2 separate regions of the Homo sapiens genome follow, and region 1 is linked to region 2. Evidence: chromatin loops called from intact Hi-C (ENCODE). Cell type or tissue: B cell. All regions are shown on one strand. Each heading gives the region's core, and the rest is flanking DNA. Links, peaks and the distances in the headings are about the cores only.

Evidence for each region. Hi-C counts contacts between places; a loop is a spot of excess contacts. Peaks named below come from ENCODE experiments on the same cell type or tissue, not always from the same donor. Only the 100,000 strongest peaks of a DNase experiment are listed, where the experiment ranks them.
Region 1: a loop joins it to region 2, with 19 times the contacts of the local background. A loop is called at or near these places in 3 of 110 quality-filtered maps.

What each region holds. Positions count from the first base shown.
Region 1 is chr12:95,113,188-95,121,527 of GRCh38, forward strand. FGD6 (FYVE, RhoGEF and PH domain containing 6) reads right to left here. Exons shown (of 21, transcript NM_018351.4): 9 at 464-514. Among named protein-coding and RNA genes, the nearest start is that of NR2C1, 44 kb to the left of the region's middle. RefSeq lists an enhancer at 1,553-2,286. In B cell, for the core only: CTCF peaks have their summits at 4,072 (motif pointing right) and 4,271; a DNase peak (open chromatin) is centred at 4,124.
Region 2 is chr12:96,512,133-96,520,472 of GRCh38, forward strand. It overlaps CFAP54 (cilia and flagella associated protein 54), which reads left to right. Exons shown (of 68, transcript NM_001306084.2): 5 at 854-912; 6 at 6,796-6,939. Among named protein-coding and RNA genes, the nearest start is that of CFAP54, 27 kb to the left of the region's middle. RefSeq lists a silencer at 4,590-4,699. In B cell, for the core only: CTCF peaks have their summits at 4,750 (motif pointing left) and 4,949; DNase peaks (open chromatin) are centred at 2,389 and 4,759; H3K4me3 peaks cover 327 bases; H3K27ac peaks cover 1,154 bases.

The DNA.
Region 1 (8,340 bases), core at 232-8,231, 1.4 Mb before region 2:
ATGTTAATCTGCTCAAAATGGAGTTTCCAGGAAGGCCTCAAGTCTTTTTTTTTTTTTTTTTTTGAGAAGGAGTCTCGCTCTGTCGCCCAGGCTGGAGTGCAGTGGCGCTATCTCGGCTCACTGCAACCTCCGCCTTCCGGGTTCAAGCAATTCTCCTGCCTCAGCCTCCCAAGAAGCTGGGATTACAGACGTGCACCATCACACCTGGCTAGTTTTTGTATTTTTTTTAGTAGAGAAGGGGTTTCACCATGTAGGCCAGGCTGGTCTCAAACTCTTGACCTCAGGTGATCTACCCGCCTCGGCCTCCCAAACTGCTGGGATTACAGGTGTGAGCCACCGCACCTGCCCTTCAAGTCGTATGAAGAGAGTTTGTAATGGATTTTGTTATCAATATATTTTTACTTTCTAGCCCTACCTAAATAAACATAATATAAAAACTTCTGCAACCACAGAAGTTATTTACCTTGAGTGTCTCTGTAATCTCCAGCATCTTCTATGAGATTCTTCAAATAATCTAGAAAAGAAGAAAAAAAAGTATTTAAGTACAATAAACCAGTGAGCCCCAAACACATATCTTTCTTTTTCAATACTTCATTAGTCTTGCTGGTTAATATACATGCTAGTCCAACTTGTGCTAACTTTCTAAAAATGTGAAAAAATAAAGCCCTGAGATCAATTTGAAATCAAGACATAGAGTCAGAGCTAGAAAAAGCCTTGGAGGAAACATTGGTTATTTTAGAGATGAGGAATCAGATTACTGAGCAAAGGATCTCACCCAACTCACACAACCTCTAGTTGGCAGAGCCAGCATGAGAATTCAGGTCTCCTAATGCCCAATTCAGCTTTTATCCCAACACATAGGAAGTACTTTAATCTTGAGATCAGACACACGTCTAGTATAAAATTCTAAGGCATTAATCCAATCCCTAAAAGTCTCCTGGATTTGTTAATCTAAGAGTCTAACAATGCTCAGGACACCAAGGGAACTCAATATATGTATTTAAACAGGTGGTTTTCAAATGGGGACAAATTTGCCCCCTAGGGTACATCTGGCAATGTCTGGAGACAGTTGTGGTTGTCATAACTGGGGAAAAGCGGGGGCTACTGGTGGCTAGTGGTTAGAAGTCAGAGATGCAGACTGGACTCGGTGGCTGATGCCTGTAATCCTAGCACTTTGGGAGGCCAAAGGGGGTGGATCACTTGAAGTCAGGAGTTCAAGACCAGCATGGCCAACATGGGGAAACCCCATCTCTACTACACACACACACACACACACACACACACACACACACACACACACACACACGTCAGACGTGCTGCTAAATATCTTATAATGCAGCCCTGCAACAAAAAAAAAAATTATCTGACCCCAAATATCAATAGGTCTGAAGTTGAGAAACCTTGGTTTGGATAAAGATAGTCTGTAAATAAGTAATATGGTATATAGTAGTTCTTGTAATACAGAAAAAGAGGTAATAGAAGAACCTATATTTAATAAATCTTTAACACCAAGGTAAGTCATGGAATTTCAAGGCAATACTTCCTTCTCTGTTGAGAAATGCTGGATGGCCTCCCATTACCTGTTAAATTAATACAAATTCCTTTCTGGAATTTAAAGCCCCCTGCTACATGGTCCCTATCAATTTTTCTCTCTCTCTTGCTACTGCCTAAAATGGGCCCTTTGTTCTGACTAAATTTGATCTGTGCAACCCCTTAAACACTCCCCATGTGTCCCCCTGGCTTCACACCTTTTGTCTCTAATAGTCCCTTTTTCTCCATCCCTTCCTCTGTCTCGCTTATACAAATTCTACTCACACTCTTCAAGGCTCTTCTTAAATGCCCCTTCTCTTACAAAATTTCCATTTGAAAGAAACGTTTTCTGCCTTTGAATAACACATGACACAGCAGTCTCACTTTATGCTTCTATCATTTTCTTTTTCATTAGACTCAAAGCTCCTTGTGAGCAAGTCATCTGACACATCTTTCTCTCACATAGCACTTAGTCAGGGGCTTTGCACAAAGGGGACAATAAATGCTTACTGAATAAAAACAGTTCACTTACTCATTCAAGACAGAGTCTCACCCTGTCGTCCAGGCTGGAGCACAGTGCTGCAATCATTGCTCACTACAGCCTCAAATTCCTGGACTCAACCAATCATCCTGCCTCTGCCTCCCAAATAGCTATGACTACTGGTGTGTGCCTCCATGTCTGCTTTTTTTTTTTTTTTTGCAGAGGCAGGGTCTCGCTTTATTGCCCAGGCTGGTCTTTAACTCCTGGCCTCAAGCAATCCTCCTGCCTTAGCCTACCAAAGTGCTGGAATTACAGGCAGTGAGCCACTGCACCTGGCCAAGAATATATTATTTTTTAGATAGGATTGTATTTTAGTTGAGGTAAAAGGCAATAAATGCTGAAACCAATTCTAATGCCAGTGGGAACTGAGGAAATGAAAGGAGGAAAGGTGTGTTCAGTGACTGAATATATCTTTATCAGACCCAACTGCTAGTTAGTACTATTATGGAATAGATACAACTTCATCTCATGGATTTATGACATCATGCTCAGAGGAACAAAGGAAAACAGGGGTATTGGTGCCAGATCTTCAAACATAACAGATGACACAAACACGCGCCCAATTGCTGAAACTTCGTAAGTCTTTGAGACAGTGATCTAAGAGCCTGTGTGAGTCTAGACGTGCACCTTATAAATATCCAGCACTGGCAATAAGCCATGGTGAGATGTTATGTATAAACATATTAAGCTTCCCTGCGCCATGGCATAGGTTCTATCTTGCCAGAGACCATCGCTAGCAATTTAGATCTTAATCTGAATGAAGAGAGCATCCCCCGCAAAATATAAAGGAAAAATGAAGTGGGCACACACAAAAAATAAAAAATTCCCAAATTAACAAAATACATAAGTTATATGTTACACTTAGCCCCATCTGGAGATGAAAATAAATATTCTCACTCTGACCCCACTCAGAATGCATTCAATATATTACATAATCCGTGTCTGGTGAGTGCAAACATTTAACATTTCTATGGCTGACAGTTGACAGGGTTGGGGAGACAAACTTACCCTACCCTCCCTATTAGATGTTCTCAAACCCTAAGCTACCTCATTAATCAAGTGATTTTCCTTAAGCTGTTAGATAGTTACTATATCTTGTTGTGGGAAGGAATGCAGATTTACCTAAATATTGGACTCATGGCGACTTCCTAGTTTGTCTTAAATTTCTGTTTTTTAATACAGAAGTATATCCATGAAAACAGAGACATTTCTCTAAACCAAAAGGGCTCCCCAGAAGATGTCCATATTAGGAAATCCTGACCTCAGAATCACTGTGCTGAGCCTCATAAACTTCTAAGTTGCATTTTCTTTGCTTGTACTCAAACATGAACTTTTATGAACACAGTTGAAATACACTGAGCAGAAAACCCACCGTTAACACGTTGCAACATCATGCTATTAATCAAGGAAGTAACGGAGTTAGGTTTACCCTCCTTGCCAATTTTTAAAAATATCTTTATGGTCTACAAAATCCAACTCTCCAACTTATCCATCCATCCATCCATCCATCAACCCATCCATCCATCCATTCATGTTTTTAGGGCATCTTCTTGCAGTATATCTTTTTGAGAACTTTTACCTTGGCAAAGAGAGCAGGGCCTGGATCTCCTTAAACAGTTAAGAATCACCTGGGGCCTTAACTGCAGCATAAGAATGTGACTGATCACCCTGAGTCAGATGGGAGGAACAGGAAACCAGTAGCTGCCCCAGTAACTGTTATAACCCAGGTGAAACCCAGGAAAGGAGACCAGACAGACACGCCTATATTGGTCATAGTGAACCACCTATTACCTATCACTTAGGACCTGGTATTCGGCAGAAGCTTTCCTAATAACAACGAGGAGAGCAGTCATTTCAGTTTGCCATGTTAGACTGGTAGTATTCTATGACCTTTCTGCTCCTGCCAAAACAAATTGAGCATTATTCAAAACTTCACTAATAAAACTGCCTCAAATGCCACTGAGGTTATTTTTATCAAAGGAAAAAAAAAGCAGATGTTGGTTCAGCATGTAGGTACACTACAAAATGTACTCTCTGGCCACCAGGTGGCATCACTGATTAATAAAAGTTAATTAACTCCATCACCATCACCCAACATGAGTAGCAAAAAATTAACTGGAACACAACATACTATGTGCAACTTCTAGGGATATGCAAGCTGCCTTTTTTTTTTCTTTCTTTTTTTGGAGGGTCTCGCTCTGTTGCCTAGGCTGGAGTGTGCAGTGGTGTGACCAATGCTCATTGTAGCTTCAATCTCCCAGGCTCAAGTGGCTGTCCCACACCTCAGCCTCCCAAGTAGCTAGGACAACAGACCTGTACTACCACGTTGGGCTAAGTTTTTGATTTTTTGTAGAGACGATGTCTCACTATGTTGCCCAGGCTGGTCTTGAACTCCTGAACTCAAGTGATTCTCTCACCCTGGCCTCCCAAAGTGCTGGGATTATAGGTGTGAGCCACGGTGCCAGTACAAGTTAATTTTGTTCTCATATAAAATGCCCAAGGCCACCGGGCGCAGTGGCTCATGCCTGTAATTCCAGCACTTTGGGAGGCCGAGGTGGGCGGATCATGAGGTCAAGAGTTCGAGACCAGCCTGGCCAACATGGTGAAACCCTGTCTCTACTAAGAATACAAAACTAGCTGGGCATGGGGGCGCATGCCTGTAATCCCAGCTACTCAGGAGGCTGAGGCAGGAGACTCGCTTGAACCTGGGAGGCAGAGGTTGCAGTGAGCTGAGATCGTGCCACTGCACTACAGCCTGGGTGACAGAGCAAGACTCTGTCTCAAGAACAACAACAATAACAAATTCCCACGGCCAGGCATAATGGCTCATGCCTGTAATCCCAGTACTTTGGGAGGCTGAGGTGTGCAGATCACTTGAGGTCAGGAGTTTGAGACTAGCCTGGCCAATATAGTGAAACCCCATCTCTACTAAAAATATAAAAATTCACCAGGCATGGTAGTGGGCACCTGCAATCCCAGCTACTCAGGAGACTGAGGCAGGAGAATTGCTAACTCAGGAGGTGGAGTTTGCAGTGAACCGAGATTGTACCTCTACACTCTAGTCTGGATGACAGAGCGAGACTCTGTCTCAAAAAAAAAAAAAAGAAAGAGAGAGAGAGAAAGGATGAGGACCCAATATATACTATATCTTGTTGGAAATCTAAGTTTTCTGTATAAGGGTTCCCAGGGAGCCTTACCACCACTCATTGATTACCTAATCAATACATAACCAACTTAGAGCAGAAACTAGTCGGAAGTCCTGTTAACCATTAATAAAAATTAGTCATCTGTGGGAATCTGGGACTTTTTGCATTCAACACCCAGTCAGATTCCTGGACCGTGCACTGAGAAATGTTTGGCAGCAAAGCACAGAGGAAATGAGTGTATAGGAGGGATAACATTCCAAAGTCAAGTGTTTTGAATTTGAGGACATGTCTTGCTTTGTATTTTTCAGATTTCTTCTTTCCTCCATAAATATGTAGTGGGATCAGCAACACATACAGAATTATGGGATCCAGAGAAAAGTAAGTCTAGTCAATATGACTTTGTAAAGTTTTATGAAGTTTCAGATTTTGCAAGAAACAACCTAAAATTAGCCTGACTTGTGAAACAAAGTACTGATCATTTTAAATACCAAAAACAAGCATCAAGTGTCAACTTACAAAACATACTGACACTTCAAGGCAGCTTGGCGAAGTGGTCAAGAGCCCTTGCTCTGGAATTAGAAGACAGAAATTCCTGGGCCAGGTGCGATGGCTCATGCCTGTAATCCCAGCACTATGGGAGGCCGAGGTGGGAGGATACAGCCTGGGCACATAGTGAGACCCATCTCTAAGTCTTTAGATGATGATGATGATAATAATAATAAAGATAGAAATGCTTACTCTGCCTGGTCCAGCCACATCTAGTTGAGGCATGGGACTTTGGCCATGCCCCATAGCATTTTTGTGTGTTAATATCCTCATGCATAAAATAACTAGGCTGAACCAGAATGAAAACTGTAACGATTCTCATTCCAAAATATCATGAAACATATTTTGTTGAATAAAATAAAAAATGAAAAATTTGAAAAATTAAATAATGAGGAAAACTTAAACTATGAACATCTCTGAGAAAAACAATTACTAAACTATTTCCTTGTTTTTATAAATGCTTGATTTGACTTAAAAACCATCCTAGGGGTATATCATACAGTACTTAGGTGTTCTATTAGCTCTTTAGTGCATTTAATTTGTTTTGGCTATTTACATAAGTAGGATGGCAATACAACCTTATCTCCCCATATAGTCCTGCCTTATACCTGCTGTCCAGGCATAATTATAAATACTGTCCTCTTTTACTTTTGTAAGTTAATGGGTTTGGATTTATAAGTAACACTGATTAGCACTGTCGGCTGGTGTGGTGGCTTACACCTGTAATCTCAGAACTTTGGGAGGCCGAAGTGGGCAGATCACCGGAGGTCAGGAGTTTGAGACCCGCCTTGCCAACATGGCAAAAACCTGTCTCTACTAATTAGCTGGGGGTAGTGGCACACGCCTATAATCCCAGCTACTCGGGAGGTGGAGGCAGGAGGATCGCTTGAACCCAGGAGGCAGAGGTTGCAGTGAGCCAAGATTGTGCCACTGCACTCCAGCCTGGGTGACAGAGCAAGACTCCATCTCAAAAAAACAAAAATAAAAATAAAAAAATAGGCCAGGTGCAGTGGCTCATGCCTGTAATCCCAGCACTTTGGGAGGCTGAGGCGGGAGGATCACGATGTCAGGAGTTCGAGACCTCCCTGACCAACATGGTGAAACCCCATCTCTACCAAAAATACAAAAGTTAGCCGGGTGTGGTGGAATGCTCCTGTAGTCCCAGCTACCCAGGAGGCTGAGACAGAAGAACTGCTTGAACCCAAGAGGCGGAGGTTGAAGTGAGCTGACATCACGTCACTGCACTCCAGCCTGGGTGACAGAGTGAGTCCGTCTCAAAAATAAATAAATAAAAATAAATAAATAAATAAATAAATAAAGCATGCCTTCTTCCATATTTCAGATTCTTTTCTTGGGATCAGGGAGAATAATTTATTTATTTATTTATTTATTTTTTATTTTTTTTGCTTCATGATTTGTGATATAGAAAAAAATTAAAGTTAAAAAAAATTTTAGGCTGGGCATGGTGGTTCATGTCTGTAATCCCAGCACTTTGGGAGGGTGAAGGAGGTGGATCACCTGAGGTCAGGAGTTCAAGACCAGCCTGGCCAACATAGCGAAACCCTGTCTCTACTAAAAATACAAAATTAGTAGGGCATGGTGGTGTGCGCCTATAGTCCCAGCTACTCGGGAGGCTGAGGCAAGGAGAATTGCTTAAACTCCGGAGGCAGAGGTTGCAGTGAGCCGAGATCGCACCACTGCACTCTAGCCTGGGTGACAGAGTGAAACTCCACCTCAAAAATAAAATGAAATAAAATAAAATATTAAATTATTTTTGGGTGCTTGATACATATCACAAAAAACCTTTCCTAAAGGGATGTGAAACTTTTAATACAAATATATGAGAATAACAGTTTCAGTAAATGCCAATTTTGTGTGCTGCAGTTTTTTATTGCTAATAGAATTGGTAACTGTTTTATTTGATAGTTATCATTCGAAGGACACAATACACCACTATATATTTATTATGTGCTCTTTTTTTCTAAGTTATTATATTTGTTCATATTTTTAGTCTAGATGTCTATTTTTAGTATTTGTGCTGAAATGAAAATTTCCTAGAGGTATATTTTCTGATGTGCTGTTTGCCTTTTTACTTTGACTGTATTTTAAACTTTTATAATATTTTAATGTTATTATAATGGTGCAAATGTGCCTCAAAAAATAAAATAAATAAAATGAAATGAAAAGTGTCAATATTTTCATTTACAGGCTGGCTGCTGTGGCTCACCCCTGTAATCCCAGCACTTTGGGAGGCCGAAGCGGGCAGATCACTTGAGGTCAGTTGTTTGAGACCAGACTGGCCAACATGGTGAAACCCTGTCTCTACTGAAAATACAAAAAATTAGCCGGGCATGGCGGCAGGCACCTGTAATCCCAGCTACTAGGGAGGCTGAGGCCGGAGAATCACTTGAACCCCTTGAACCCAGGAGGTGGAGGTTGCAGTGAGCTGAGTTCACATCATTGCACTCCAGCCTGGGTAATAAGAGTAAAATTCCGTCTCAAAAAAAAAAAAAGATATATATATATATATGTATATATATATATATATATATTCCTTTATAATTAATTTTTCTGGGC
Region 2 (8,340 bases), core at 181-8,180:
ATATGAGTCTGAGAGTGAATATAACGTGCCCTGTTATGCATTATGATTTTTAAATTATTATGAGTTTCCTTGTTGAGTATTTTGCCATGCTGATTAAATATGTATTCTGATCTTATTTGGAGATAAATCTTTAGTTTTTAAATGATAAGGAAACCATGGGAACCAATTTTATATATATATATATATATATATATATATATATATATATATATATATATGTATATATTTGAGATGGAGTCTTGCTCTGTCGCCCAGGCTAGAGTGCAGTGGCATGATCTCGGCTCACTGCAACCTCCGCCTCCCAGGTTCAAGCGATTTTTCTCCCTCAGTCTCCCAAGTAGCTGGGACTACAGGTGCATGCCACCACGCCCGGCTAATTTTTGTATTATTAGTAGAAACGGGGTTTTACCATATTGGACAGGCTGGTCTTGAGCTCCTGACCTCGTGATCCTCCCGCCTCAGGCTCCCAAAGTGCTGGGATTACAGGCGTAGCCACTGTACACAGCTGGGAACCAGTAATATTTTATATGAATTAATGAAAGCACAGGGTACATAAATTATGCCACTAGAATTATTCTTTTGTTCATTATACTTCAAAAGTTAAATGGCCTGTAAAATGAGACTAGAAGATTCCTGTGTCAACATATTTAAAATACGGCCATGTTAATTATTTTAATGATTTTGTTTACAAGTTACAAGAAAAATTATGATGAGTATAACTCTATATACCATTATCAGACTTCCTCATAAGATCACTTGTTTTGGGAACTACAGACTTGAACCACAGAAATTGGAATATAAAATTTCTATCATTTGACTGTAAAACATGTTAACAATCGTTTTCTCCATCCAGGTACCATTTATATTTACACCATTTGCAGAAAACTGATGGTCATAGGTCAGTCTTCCAAGGTATGAAATGTACTGACAAAATATTTTCCCCTCTATTTCCTGTTTTATTTTTCTTAAGGCTTTCATTACACAGTATATTGAATGTTAAACAAGGAATATTTGGAGAATTATATAATATAAAATTTAGTAAATATATATTATATAGCTTTATTATTCTTAGTTTTGCTTTAATAGGGATCATATGTAAAAATATAGATGATTTAATGAAAAGAAAGGAAATTCCTGAAAATGTTAGTATTCTCTGTCTCTCAGATAGTCATGCTTGTCACGCTTGATAGTAAACATCCATCTGGTTGCTATAGCTTTAGGTAGGGTGACCATCCGTCCTGGCTTGCCCAGGAAAGTCCCGGTTTATGCCTGTTGTCCTGTTAGTAATTATCAGTAGTGCCCACTTTTACTAGTAAAAGTGGCCTGGGCCGGGTGCAGTAGCTTACACCTGTAATCCCAGCACTTCGGGAGACCTAGACTGGCAGATCACTTGAGGCCAGGAGTTTGAGACCAGCCTGGCCAACATGGCAAAACCCCGTCTTTACAAAAAATACAAAAATTAGCCGGACCTGGTGGCACATGCCTGTAGTCCCAGCTACTTGGGAGGCTGAGGTGGGAAGATTGCTTGAGCCTGGGAGGCGGAGGTTGCAGAGAGCCAAGATCGTGCCACTTTGCACTCTAGCCTGGGTGACAGAGCAAGACTGTGTCTCAAATGAAAAAAAAATAGAAAATTAAAAAAAGGTGTCCTGGTTTGGATGATAAACTATGGTTACCCCCTTTATGTCATGATACGGAGCTTGGATTTCATTCTGCTTGAAGTGCTTCCACTTCTGGCCTGCATGCTAATCGGGTGAATGCACACTTAAACTCTAACCCAGTTGCATGACAAAGGCAAGGAGACTTTATTTTATAATAAGATTCTTACTTACCAGTAGTCACTGCTCAGTGTTAGCTTGAGGAAGTTGCTGACACTTCTATTGACTTCCCTACAATGTTGGTAGCATTTTTGTCCACGGGAGACATATTTATTCCCTGTATTAGTTTTCCAGTTATTGGAATGTAGGCCAAGAAGGGCGAATATACTCCCGTTGAGACCCTGCTTGAGTTGTTGCTGGCATCTGAAACATGACTACTTTATTCTTTATTCCATACAGAACCTTACCCTGAATATTCTAACACTCAGGAGAGATATGTTTTTTCTTATTTCCTCAAAGCATAGCCAAGTATCTTAAAAGTTGACAACATCTGAAAAATAAAAATGGAAGTAAAGAAATTTGCATGCTCAATGGATAACATTAATTATGTGTTCTCTCTCTGTTTTGCTTCTCAAATTAAAAAACTCTATGACAGACAGTGACTTGAAGAAGCTCTGTGCCAGCTTTCTGAGTGTGAATTAAATTGAGGGGGGACTCTCCCAGGCCTAATGTAAACTTGGCCCGCAGACTACTGCAATGATGCTACATTCAGTTCCAGATGATTTCCTAAAGAGAATTTGCATACTCTGGTTGCGCTTGGTGTAACAACAACAAACATGGCTTCACAGGACCATCATAGTTTGGTCTGCTGCAGTGCTTGCTGCCAAAGCTTTGAAGGGCAGAAATGTCTGTGCCGACATTTGACTGTTAGTGTTTGTGCTTGTTAACACTGAGAGAATTTTAAAGTGACAGTCATCTTAAAATAATTTCTTATTCATAACCTTTGTAAGACATTTCTTCTCTGCCTCATATACCTTGAGTTTGTCTCTGATAAAATAAGGATAGTTGAGTATTTTGCCATGCTGATTAAATAGGTATTCTAATCTTATTAGGAGATAAATCTTCAGTTTTTCAACCATAAGGAAACCATGGGAACCGATAATATTTTATATGAATTAATAAAAGCACAGGGTACATAAATTTTGCCACTAAAATTATTCTTTTGTTCATTATATTTCAAAACTTAAATCGCCTGTAAAATGACACTAAAATGAGTATAGTTCTTTTTTTTTTTTTTTTGAGACTGAGTGTTGCTCTGTTGCCCAGGCTGGGTGCAGTGGCGCCGTCTTAGCTCACTGCAAGCTCTGCCTCCTGGGTTCAAGTGATTCTCCTGCCACAGCCCCCTGAGTAGCTGGGATTACAGGCACCCACCACCATGCCAGGCTAATTTTTTGTATTTTTAGTAGAGATGGGGTTTCATCATATTGGCTAGGCTGGTCTCGAACTCCTGACCTCCAGTGATCTTCCCGCCTCAAGCCTTCCAAAATGCTGGGATTACAGGCGTGAGCCACGGTGCCTGGCCCAAAATGAGTATAGTTCTGTGGTGCCAGTCTTGTGGGATGGGGATGGGAGGTGAGGGATGCAATAATTTTGGGGGAGGGGTGGGTGGTTGTACATTTGGCACCTGAAGATCTGAATGACATTCTTTCTGTTTCAAGGAAATTAATAATTTTCACCAGTAATTCCCAAACCTCCAGTTGGTAAATTGATTCCTGAGCTGAGGCTAAAAATGGATTTGATGGGTCCATTTAATGGAGACAAGTCTTTGGAGGTCCCACCGTGTGTGAGATGTCCTGGGTCTGAGGGCTTTGAATACTGTAGTGACTTCAGAGTTCAAGTATGTTATAGCCTAAGACGGAAGGAGAAATAGACCTGGGCTCCTCATGCTGTCTAAACTCCCGTTTTTATAGGATCTAGGCATGATGGCTAGCTTTTGTTATTATTGAATCTATACCATGTGCTAGGTCCTGTGAAAGGCTTATGAGGTGGGCACTAGCATCATCATCATTAACATTGATTGAATGAATGCCTACCGTCATCAAGTATGCTTGTAAGCACTTTCATTTGTCATCTCATTTAATCTTCACACCACCACTTTGAGAAAGGTGCTGTCATTACCTCTATGTTTTTTTTTTTTTTTTTTTTTGATATGGAGTCTCGCTCTGTCGCCCAGGCTGGAGTGCAGTGGCGCGGTCTTGGCTCACTGCAAGCTCCACCTCCCGGGTTCACGCCATTCTTCTGCCTCAGCCTCCTGAGTAGCTGGGACTACAGGCACCCGCCCCAATGCCTGGCTAATTTTTTGTATTTTTAGTAGAGACAGGGTTTCACCTTGTTAGCCAGGATGGTCTTGATCTCCTGACCTCGTGATCCACCCGCCTCGGCCTCCCAAAGTGCTGGGATTACAGGTGTGAGCCACTGCGTCCGGCCATTACCTCTATCTTATATAATAGATAAGGAAGCTGAGGCTGGGAAAAGTTACTTTGCTTAGGGTCACACATCTAGTCAGAGATGTGCTGAGACCAGGGGCAGTGTCACTCTGTACCATTAGAATAATGCATGTCTGTTGACTAAATAGAATCCCGTCATGACCCATTCTATTTTGGTTTACATACTCAAATGGAGAAGCTGCAGGGAAGGGGTTGATATTTTCTGATATAACCCTATCTTCCTAAAGACATCCTGAAAACCAAAACTAACCAGGGGCTCTTCCGTAGGTGAGAAACACCTAATTTAGTGCTGCAGCAGGTCACCAGCATAAGCTTAGGGAATAGAGGGCGGTCGGACTTCTGAAACCTCTTTCCCTGAAGACATATGACCATTTTGCTTTTGTTTATGGAATAATTTAGCTTCTTTGGTGGCATTTAAAACTGTAGTATAGTACTCAGCAAACATTAAAGAATACATCTAGAATCTGTTCATTCTAAGAAACGATTGATTTCTGTTTCATTTTACTATGAAACTGAAATGGTTTGACAACGTATGTGGCTTGAACAGTTACTGTCAAATTATTTCACGTACCATTACACAAACTTTAAGTCCTAACTTTGAAATTGCTTGTCATTTTCTTTAAATGGTGTAAGCTGATATAAATGAGGCTGCAGCGCCATCCTGTGGCTGAGCTGATTTAATCGTATGTATATTTCCTGCTCAACACCTGCAACATGCTCTTACTGGGGCCATGTTTTAGATATGGATATCATTTGACTTTTTAAAGTTTTTTTTTTTTTTTCCATGAAGAGAATAGTCCTGATGTATCCTATTAAATTTTTTAATTAATAGAAACAATTATTTGTAGCTTTTAAGGGTAAGAAAAAAATGCTACAAATTGAGTCATATTTTGAAAATGGCTTTTCCTGTTTAAACTTGAAAGATGGTTTTTCATAACCCTAAGTGGTTTATGGTGAGCTTCTCCCCTTTGTCAGGGCTCCTCTGTGTAGTGGAAAGAACACTGCATTTGGGAGTTCAAAGACCTGAGTTTCAGCCCCAGCTCTTTTGATTAGAGTGAGTTTAGCCTCATGGAGTCAAGCTAGGTTACTTTTAAGATCTCTTCTGGCACAAAAAACTTTGATTTTCCATAGCAAATCAAATACAATGTGAACAATTGTTAACTGAAGCTATTTTCATTTTGAAATGTGAAATTTCTAATACCAGGAGTCCTGAAGGATTTTAGAAAGATGTGAATTTAAAGGGGAAATTTAGGCATGGCTTAATCATATACCACCCAACCCAAACCACAACAATCTAAATGCAAAAATCTGAAATAGAGATTGTTAGGGAGCAGCAAATGTGAGAAAAATTCGAGGGTTTTTGGTGATATGATTAATTTCATATCAGTTCACAAAGTTCACAACAATAGCAATGACAGCAACAACAAAAACAGCAAGGAATCAACCTTAGTCTAATTTAGAAGAGGTACAGTGTCCACAACCAGGGACTGAAAGCATTCACTGTACTGTGGTCTAGCCATACACCCTGAAAGGATGCTGGCAACCTGGGGTAAAGCCACAGAAGGCCAATCATGGTGGAGAAGGGCAGTGCAGTTCCGTGAGGGATGGAAGTGCTTGGGGATATTTACCCTGGACGAGAGAGCTGAGGGAGAGGGCAGGCTACATAAATGTTTTTAGATTTCTGGATGGCTGTAATTTAGAAGTGAGTTCTGGATTGCTTTGTGCTGTTCTGGAAGACATGAGGACCAATGCACTGGAGGTATATTAAGGTGGATTTTATTTTAGATTATGGAAGTATTTTCCTAGCATGTCATGTACGTTGTCACTTTCTCCATAACAGCACTATTGTAATGTGAAAAAATACCCATTTTACAGATGAGAAAATTGAGGCGTAAAGAGGTAAAATGATCCAGCCACTAGGTGGTAAAATTGGGACCAAAATCCAGGTTTATTTGATTCTAATCTTGGACCATTTCTACTAAGCATCACAGGCCCCAGGCTGTAAGCCTTTTTCATTTTCCTTACCTCCTATACCAGCTAATCTTCAGAATCATATACTGGTTCCAGGCCAACAAATAACAATTGTATCATTGGAGTTAATTCCTAGACTACTGTTGACATGGTAAATGTTAATAAAAATGAGCAGAGAGGCTTATAATAAGACAAGACAGGCCGGGTGCAGTGGCTCATGCCTGTAATTCCAGCAGTTTGGGAGGCCGAGGCGGGTGGATCACTTGAGGTCAGGAGTTCAAGACCAGCTTGGTCAACGTGGTAAAACCCCCTCTCTACTAAAATAGAAAAATTAGCCAGGTGTGGTGGTGCACACCTGTAGTTCCAGTTACTTAGGAGGCTGAGGCATGAGAATCAATTGAACCCAGGGGGCGGAGGTTGCAGTAAGCTGCGATTGTGCCATTGCACTCCAGCCTGGGTGACAGAGCAAGACTCTGTCTAAAAACAAATAAACAAACAAAAAAGACATTTTAGGATGTCTTCCAAAATGGCTTGAGATTTTGAGCTTTTAAATTATCTTTTACTTTTTAAATGCTTGTTTCTTCTTGACACGTTATTTATGGTATTTTTGGTTTGAGTAATCAGCAACTTGTGCTCACAACTTAGAATTTGATTATATTTAATACAATTATCATTATTAACTTCAAATGAAAACAAATCCAATGGTGCCCTTTATTTTGCAGGCCTTAGAGTATCTCCTGTGGGCCAGCATGTGTATGGAGTCCTTGGTCCCGCTCCTGTCACTCAGGTACTTGACATGGCGCGCTACTCTCTACACAGCTGTTTGCCAGTGCTGCTATGACTGCCATGCCGGGATTCACGGAGAGGTATGCTGCTTTTTAACTCTGAGGAGTCGAGTTTTTTTTTTTTTTGAGATGGAATCTGGCTTTGTTGCCCAGGCTGGAGTGCAGTGATGTGATCTCGGCTCACTGCAACGTCCACCTCCCAGGTTCAAGCGATTCTCCTGCCTCAGCCTCCTGGGTAGCTGGGATTACAGGCATGCGCCACCATGCCCGGCTAATTTTTGTATTTTTAGTAGAGACAGGGTTTTGCCATGTTGATCAGGCTGATTTCGAACTCCTGACCTCAGGTGATCTGCCTGCTTTGGCTTCTCAAAATGCTAGGATTACAGGCGTGAGCCACTGTGTCCAGGCCCAATATTTTAAAATAGAGCGTATCCAGCATTTTCTTCCTTAGATGCCTGCCAGGGGAAAAACAAAACCCAACCAAAGAATTGAAATGAAGAAAAGACAAAAGTTCAGCTTTATTTGCACAAATTGGCTTGGCTTTTCCATTGTTTTTCTCTCTCACCCTCCTTTCTGCTCTCTCCTTTATTCTCTATTCATTTTCACCTTCTTTGCTCCATTTCTGAGTAAGATTTTTGGAATTTTAAAAATTAAGATTTTTATTTTTAAATGACAAATAATAATTGTATATACTTATGAGGTACAATGTGATGTTTTGTTGAATGTATGCACTGTGGAATGATTAAGCTAATTAACATATTCATCTTCTCACATACCTTTTTCTTGTAGTGAGAACACTTAAAATCTATTTACTAGTAATTTTGAAATATGCAATACGTTATTGTTAACTATGATCACCATGCTGTGCAATAGATCTCAAAAACTTCTATCTGTTGTCTTTCCATCCTCACTTTGCTCTTGAATACAAGCCACCTTCCCTCCTCGTTTAGTTTTGTGTTCCTTATCACTTAGTATGTACACTCTTGTCTTGCTTTTCTCTGCTAACCACCATTTAGTACACTTTGTTTTTCTTTTGTTTTCTTTCTTTATTTTTTAAGACAGAATCTTGCTCTGTTGCCCAGGCTGGAGTGCAGTGGTCTGATCACGGCTCACTGCAGTCTTAGTCTCTGGAGTATCTGGGACTACAGACACACACCACTATGCCAAGCTAATTGAATACACTTTCTAATGACCATTTAATACACTCTATTTTTTGTTTTTCCTTCTTTCATTTCATTTTGATTGAGTACTTGAAATATAACTTAACTTCAGGCTGGGCATGGTGGCTCATGCCTGTAATCCCAGCACTTTGGGAGGCTAAGGCTGGTGGATCACCTGAGATCAGGAGTTCGAGACCAGCTTGACCAACATGGTGAAACCCTGTCTCTACTAAAAATACAAAAATTAGTCAGGCATGGTGGTGTGCACCTGTAGTCCCAGCTACTCGGGAGGCTGAGGTTGCAGTAAGCTGAGATCGCACCG